2 separate regions of the Homo sapiens genome follow, and region 1 is linked to region 2. Evidence: chromatin loops called from intact Hi-C (ENCODE). Cell type or tissue: tibial artery. All regions are shown on one strand.

Region 1 (4,000 bases), 210 kb before region 2:
TCCTTGACCACGCTGGCCCTGGCCACCCCGAAGGCGGGGTCTGGGTGGTTGTCGTACCGGTCCACGTGCAGCTCCCAGTAGTGCACGCCCTTGGAGAACGCAGCTGTGCCCAGCACCACCCGGTCGTCATAGCTGCTGCAGGTGGCTGTCTGGTTGTCATTGGATAAAATGATGTCCCGATGCCCAGAGTTGGGGTCAAATGTGAACCAGGCCACTAAAAAGGGAGGAGGTGAGAGGAGCAGGGTCAGGGGATGGAATTTGCTAGTAGTTTCTAACCGGCTCAGAGACACAAACACATTCGCTTCTGTTAGAAAGTCGGCACCCAGAAGTGAAGGGTCTTTCCTGTATGATTACCACACACGTGCACACACACACAAACGTACACACATGCACACACTCCCTGCTCTGTGTTCATCCAAGTTGCCAGCCCTACGAGCCTGGCCTTGCCAAGGATTTTCAGGCCTCAAAACCTCAAATCTAGATGCATTTTCTGGTCTTGGTTTCTAAAACCCTTCCAAATGCTCACAGTTAGAAATACAGGAGGAAATAGCCTGGGAGCAGTGGTCCACGCCTGTAATCCCAGCACTTTGGGAAGCCGAGGTGGGTGGATCACCTCAGGTCAGCGGTTTGAGACCAGCCTGGCCAGCATGGTTAAACTCCGTCTCTACTAAAAATACAAAAATTCGTGGCCGGGCATGGTGGTTCACACCTGTAATCCCAGCACTTTGGGAGGCCGAGGCGGGAGGATCACGAGGTCAGGAGATCAAGACCATCCTGGCTAACACAGTGAAACCCTGTCTCTACTAAAAATACAAAAAAATTAGCCGGGCGTGGTGGCAGGTGCCTGTAGTCCCAGCCACTCGGGAGGCTGAGGCAGGAGAAAGGTGTGAACCTGGGAGACAGAGCTTGCAGTGAGCCATGATCACGCCACTACACTCCAGCTTGGGCGACAGATCAAGACTCTGTCTCAAAAAAAAAAAAAAAATTCGCTGGACATGGTGGTGGGCGCCTATAGTCCCAGCTGCTTGGGAGGCTGAGGCAGGACAATCACTTGAACAGGTTGGCAGAGGTTGCAGTGAGCCAAGATTGTGCCATTGCACTCCAGCCTGGGCAACAGAGTGGGACTTCATCTCAAAAAAAAAAAAAAAAAAGTACAGGAGGAAATCGATATTGATGAGCCACCTCATGGGTGGGAGATTTGAGACACAGAGAGGTGAAGTGATGTGGCCAAAATCACAAAGCTCAATTCTCCATTTTGCAGCCCATCAGGTGGTGCCCCCTTTTGCTCCCCAACCCCCCAGGTTGATAGAAGTGAGTCCCTTACTCTAAAGTCATGACCACAATGCACAGGGCAAGGACCGCTCATCTCTGGGCAGGCAGGAGAGTCTAGAGGCAGAAGCTAGCGAGCTCTCCTCTAGGGGTGTACAAAGTGACTCTGCAGGTGGCATCATTTTCAGAAAAGTGTCCCTGGCTGGGCCTTTTGACACCAGCATCTGCTCATGCTCCTACTCCTCCCTGCCTCTAGGAGACCATCCAGCTGTGGCAGTCAGAGGATGTGTGGACTAAATGATAACAATGAATGCACGATTTGCCCTCTTCTTGGAGGCAGTGGGGAGCTGGAAACTGCCTCTGCAGCCTGGGCTGGGCCACACCTGGGGGAGCAGAACTCTCTTTGGAATGTGATTCCTATTTCTCTCATTGCTCTCTGCTAAGAACTCAGATGATCAAAATTCCACTGAATTAATATCAACATGCTGTTGTTGCCCAAGACCTAAAAGGCTGCAGGTAGGTGTATAAATCACTGGATGTGAGCTCTGATGCTGGGGATTAAAGGGCACTTTTCCGCTGTGAGAAAGGCTCAAATGTAGGGACTGGTGTGGGCCCACTGCATCTATCGTGGAGTTTTCTTGTCTGGGACTGTCCTACTCACTCCTCAGCCCTTGAGAAGTGGGAGAAGTTTAGCCTCCCTTAGCTACTTCACATTTAGTCCAGCACAATGGGGTAAATGAATGTTTCTTTCGTGGCTTGTAGGCCATGTGGGTGCAGCAAAGAGCTGTGTGTGCAGAGCAGGGTGAGGCGTATGCACCTCAACCGGCCCCTCCGGCCCTGCACTTCCTCCCTCCCCCATCTTCAGCAGCTCATCCTTTCCCCTGGTCCACGGGATGAAATGTGGGTTGGCCCTAGGAGTCAATCTTTGTCCTTTGGGAGCCCGCCTGTGGTCCCAGAAGGGCACGCCCTTGGAGAACCCAGCCGTGCCCAGCACCACCCCCCACCCCTACCCCATCATCATAGCTGCCACAAGTGGCTGTCTGGTTGTCACTGGATAAAATGATGAATCTGTTCTTCCCACTAAGAGATCCCGATGCTCACCATCGGATGTCTGCAGGACGACAGTTTTACTGTAAGGCCCGACACCAGAAGAGTTGAAAGCTTTGACTCGGGCGTTGTAGGTGCTGTTGAAGTGAAGACCGTCGATGGTACACAAAGTCTCCTTACCGACGTACACTTCCTGAAAGAGAGCAATGCTGCTCACCAGGCTCCTCTAGCATTTGGAAAGCTCCTCTTAGCAAATGGCTTCTGGAAACACATTGACATTAAAAGTGCTGTTGCCAGGTGTAGTCCCAGCTACTCAGGAAGCTGAGGTGGGAGCATCGCTTGAGTCCAGCCTGGACAACATTGCAGGGCCCCATTTCTAAACAATTTTTGTTTTTATTTTTTTGAGGGACAGAGTCTTGCTCTGTTGCCAGGCTGGAGTGGAGTGGCGTGATCTCGGCTTACCAAAACCTCCGCCTCCCGAGTTCAAGTGATTCTCCTGCGTCAGCCTCCCAAGTAGCTGGAACTACAAGCATGCACCACCATGCCCAGCTAATTTATATATATATATATATATTTTAGTAGAGATGGGGTTTCCCTATTTGTTGGCCAGACTGGTCTCGAACTCTTGACCTCAGGTGATCCTCCTGCCTTGGCCTCCCAAAGTGCTGGGATTACAGGTGTGAGCAACCATGCCCAGCCAAAAAATTAAAAAAAAAATTCTTACCAAATAGAAGTTATTAAAAAGGGAAATTACATTCAGTCATGGCTGGCTCACAGAACTTGACCAACTTGGGCATGAATGCCTTACTACTGGCTGCCCGGCCCCTCTGCCTGCGAGGCGGCGAGGCGTGATGGGGTCCTGGTGAGGCAAGCTTCCTGGGTCTGCAGCCAGCCAGGATACTGACCAGGAACATCCTGACTCTGCCAAGGTCTACCTGGTCAACAAGACTATTGAGCCACGGGCACATCCACTTCTTTGTCTCCTCCCACACCTGAGGCTGGCATCTTCCACTCCTTAGCCCTCCTGGAGCTGCTGTTTTCTGGTCTTTCCAAAGGGTGAGACATTTCTGCATCTGGCCTCAAAGATACTTTTCTTTCTTTCCTTTTTTTTTTTTTTTTGAGACAGAGTCTTACTCTGTCACCCAGGCTGGAGTGCAGTGGTGTAATCTTGACTTACTACAATCTTTGCCTTCCAAGTTCAAGTGATCCTTGTGCCTCAGCCTCCAGAGTAGCTGGGACAACAGGCATCCGCCACCATGCCCGGGTAATTTTTGTATTTTAAGTAGAGATGGGGTTTCACCATGTTGACCAGGCTGGTCTCAAACTCCTGACCTCAAGTGATCCATCCGCCTTGGCCTCCCAAAGTGCTGGGATTACGGGTGTGAGCCACCGTGCCTGGCCCCCAAAGATACTTTTCTAAAGATTGATCTTGTTCTCCATTAGCTTCAAAGTTACCTTTGTCCTATTCAACCCCCCAAATGCATAGCCTTTTGCCTCTCCCATGTCATTATTTTCTGCTAATTAAATAATGTGGTCTAAGATCACAGCTAATCCATATAGGAGCCACAGCTCAAATCCAGGTCTGTCTGCATGCAACATCCACACTTTTCCTACTGTAAGACCCTCTTCCTTATAAACCCTAGCCCTTAGGTCTAGCTTTTGTTAGTGGCCATGTCTCAAAGAG
Region 2 (4,000 bases):
AGAAGGAGAGCTTACGGTTGATGTTTAGGGTCACTGGAAAGGAGAAGGCAGCCAATAAGTTCAGAATTAATGAAACGATATTGACATGTAAATTTTCGGGTAGTATGAATTGTTTTGTAAAGCTGTTTTTGGAAAAATCAATGTTTGTTCTTATTAATCTATGCTGTTACCTTCTCCCACTTTTCCATCTACACATTTTTAGAGAACCAAAGCCTCTACTTACAACAAAACACTGAGCCCCTTCTCCTCATATCAAGCGGCAGATTCCCGTGAATATCAAAGGAGAAAACAAAAAATTCTAACGCTATAAGAGAATAACGACAACAACAACAAAATGATACTTTCAGTGTCACAGTTTGCAAGATGACAAGCATTCTGATAAAAAGTATCAGGTAATAAGTTCATTTAAAATAGGACTTCGGCCAGGCACAGCGGCTCATGCTTGTTCCCAGCACTTTGGGATGCCAAGGTGGACAGACTGCTCGAGCCCAGGAGTTCAAGACCAGGCTGGCAACATGTCGAAACCCTGTCTCTACAAAAATTTAGCAGGGTGTGGTGGCATATACCTGTGGCCAGCTTTTCAGGAGGCTGAGTTGGGAGGATCACTTGACCTCAGGAAGTAGAGGCTGTAGTGAGTTCTGATCACATCACTGCACTCTAGCCTGGGTGACCAAGTGACACCCTATCTCAAAAAAATAAATAAAATAAAAATAAATAAAATAGCACTATGTAAAATATATGGGAAAAATGAAGACACACAGGGCTGCTCTTCCTGATATAGTAGAAATTGTCCTGGATTGAGAGGCAGATACTCAGCATTCTCTCCTGACTTGATAACTGCCCAGCCATGTAACGTCGGACAAGCCACTTAACCCTCAGAGCCCCAGGAGCTCATTCATAAAATCAAATAATGGCAGTTCTACTAACCTCACAGGACAGAGATGATGCATATGAGAGCATTTTGAAAACTATAAAGTACTATATGGTTAAATGTAACAAACACTGAGTACCTGCTATGTATAAGGTGCTATAGAAGTGTTAGGTATTATTACTATGCGATGAAGAATTCCAGTGTTCAACAGGTTATATAAAAACTGCACCCCAGAAACAAGGCTTTAAGCTTTTTATGGGTTGAAAACTGAGAAGGCAGAATAAACACATAAACATACCTCTAATTGCCTGAAAATTTGATGTAAGAACAAATACTTTAATGAGTTTGAGGCACACAGATGTGTAGTCATGTTCCCAAATGACAGCTGGAATCAGCAAGAGTTTTCCGTAGCTAGATAATAATAATGCTTTCAGCAGCAAAATGAAGTTGGGCTTTTTTTTTGCCGTCATGGGCCGTTCTACCCACAGGAAGGTAAAAATGCCAATAAAATAGGCAGTTTGTTCTAAAGAAGAAATGGAAAATAAAAGTATGAATGTCCCCATCCAAAATATATCCCCTTAAAAACAAATAAACCACCATTCTAAAATACAGCTTATCAGCTGACTTCATAAGAAATACTTTCTCAAGATCACAATCTCTTTTTCTTCTTCTTTTTGTTTGTGTGTTGTTTTTTTTTTTTAAATAAACCCCTGGCTTTTGTATTAGATCCTGCTGGTATAATTTCAGAAACATTATCCACTGAAGAAAAAGTAACTCCATTAGAATTGTAATCATCAACTTTCTGAAGTTCCTTGAAGGAAGTAAGATTCTGCTTAAACATCTTCAGTGTAAGAGATCTCCAAAGAATAAAACAGGAGAATGCAGGCTTTTCAGTCTGAAAGATGGGACCTATCGTAAGAATGGGATAACACAGGAAGACATTTTTCTCTGTGCATTCTTCCACTATTTAAGTGCCTATTATCCACATGATTTTTTAATATTGTTAACTGAGACTTCCTTTACTCATTTTAACAACATTTTAAAATGCAATTCCTTACACTTCCAGAAAGTATTCATAGGACAGAGTCCAGATTAACAGCAGCAATAGTTCCACTGTGTCCTATGGTCAGAACACAGCACAATCTGTTCAGCTTCTATTAACTAGGAATTTAACATCTCTTTTAACTGTGCTGTAATTTTTATTAGGATTGTTAGTCATCCGATTACCCAACTGTATCCATTCTGAGTGGCCAGTCCCTTATTTTATTTTTTCCCATATAAGCTATGTTATTAGCAGTTTAGGTTTCTGCAGAATCAGGTTTCTCTGGACACATGTATTATATTACAGCAGAAACAACTATCCTCTTTTTTAAACTTAATAAAGCCAAACTAAAGAGGTTCCAAATGTAGGTAATTAGGATCAATAAAAATAATTTAGGGGCTGGGCATGGTGGCTCATGCCTGTAATCCCAGCACTTTGGGAGGCCGAGGCAGGCGGATCACAAGGTCAGGAGATTGAGATCATCCTGGCTAACACGGTGAAACCCCGTCTCTACTAAAAATACAAAAAACAATTAGCCGGGAGTGGTGGCAGGCGCCTGTAGTCCCAGCTACTCGGGAGGCTGACGCAGGAGAATGGCGTGAACCCGGGAGGCGGAGCTTGCAGTGAGCCGAGATTGTGCCACTGCACTCCAGTCTGGGCGACAGAGCGAGACTCCGTCTCAAAAAAAAAAAAAAAAAAATTAGGATGGTTAACCTCCATGAAATATGATGTATTCTTCAAGGGAGACATGCTATCTCCCTTCAAAATAACTAAAAGACTTGTCAGCTACAAGAATGTACTCAGGTAGATTGTAAAGCTTGGATTTTGGATAAAAATAACAATAAATAATTCCTTGAATGAATAAATAGTGAAAGAATAGCGAATAACAAGAACCATCTAACAATGGTGGGTTGACTCCTGTCACTGGAGACACTCAAAGCTACAGCATCTCTCAGGAGTCTAGACAGAAAGATTTCTTGCGCCACACAGGCTAGACTAGATAACCTCCACATCTTTTAAATTTAGGATTTACGAGATTTATGGAACTACACCAGCCCTCAGGCTCTCATCAATCAGGTCAGTTCAGAAGGAGCTGCTACCTACGTATAGAATACTCCAGTGTGGAAAACACTGAAGGGGGTCGGGAGACTTTCCTCAGTTTCAGCACTAGTGACCCACTGTGAGACTTCGGGAAAATCTATGCATCTATGTTTCTGCAGCTATAGATGGGGGAACCCCTAACCTACCTACCTCAGAGGATGATTGTGAAAATTAAATAATTCCTGTAAAAGCAGTTTTTAAATTATAAAATGCTTTATTTATGTAAGATATTCTTTTAGTTTTTTGAGACAGAGTCTGTCTTGGTCATCCAGGCAAAAGTGCAGTGGCATGAACATGACTCACTGCAGCTTTGACCTCCTGGGCTCAAGCGATCCTCCTGTCTCTGCCCCTCAAGTAGCTAGGACTACAGGCACATGCCACCATGCCCAGCTAATTTTTGTATTTTTTGTAGAGACAGAATATTGCCATGTTGCCCAGGCTGGTTTCCAACTTCCGAGCTCAAGTAATCCACCTGTCTTGGCCTCCCAAAGTGCTGGGATTACAGGTGTGAGGTACCACGCCCGGCCAAGATATTCTTTTGGACTATACAGTCTAATTAGGGATTAGACTAAGACACATAAAAAAGTTAAGTAATAGTAGAAAGAAACTTCTGATTAAGCATCAAAATATCTACTACAGAGTAGTTGCTATAAGAATTCCAACCCATTTAAAAACAAGCCTGGTTTTTAATAGTATATACAAAATATGGACATATAACAGTTTATCTTTAGAAATTTTAAGAAGGGCCAGGAACAGTGGCTGATGCCTGCAGTCTCAGCACTTTGGGAGGCCCATATGGGAGGACTGTTTGAGCCCAGGAGTTCAAGACCAACCTGGACAACAGAGTAAGATACTGCCTTTACATAAATTTTTTTTTTTAAATTAGCCAGGCACAGTAGCATGTACCTGTAGTTCCAGCTACTCAGGAGACGGAGGCAGGGGGATCCCTTGAGCCCAGGAGCTCCAGGCTGCAGTGAGCTATGACT

What was found. A loop is a pair of places that touch in the nucleus more often than their neighbours do. Peaks named below come from ENCODE experiments on the same cell type or tissue, not always from the same donor. Only the 100,000 strongest peaks of a DNase experiment are listed, where the experiment ranks them.
Region 1: a loop joins it to region 2, with 2.0 times the contacts of the local background. A loop is called at or near these places in 4 of 110 quality-filtered maps.

Annotation. Positions count from the first base shown.
Region 1 is chr1:231,205,161-231,209,160 of GRCh38, reverse strand. It overlaps TRIM67 (tripartite motif containing 67), which reads right to left. Exons shown (of 10, transcript NM_001004342.5): 7 at 2,371-2,509; 8 at 1-214. Among named protein-coding and RNA genes, the nearest start is that of TRIM67-AS1, 20 kb to the right of the region's middle. In tibial artery, no CTCF peak of the experiment used is centred here; a DNase peak (open chromatin) is centred at 1,869.
Region 2 is chr1:230,993,154-230,997,153 of GRCh38, reverse strand. It overlaps ARV1 (ARV1 fatty acid homeostasis modulator), which reads right to left. Exons shown (of 6, transcript NM_022786.3): 4 at 1,170-1,394; 5 at 1-33. Among named protein-coding and RNA genes, the nearest start is that of ARV1, 16 kb to the right of the region's middle. In tibial artery, no CTCF peak of the experiment used is centred here; no DNase peak of the experiment used is centred here.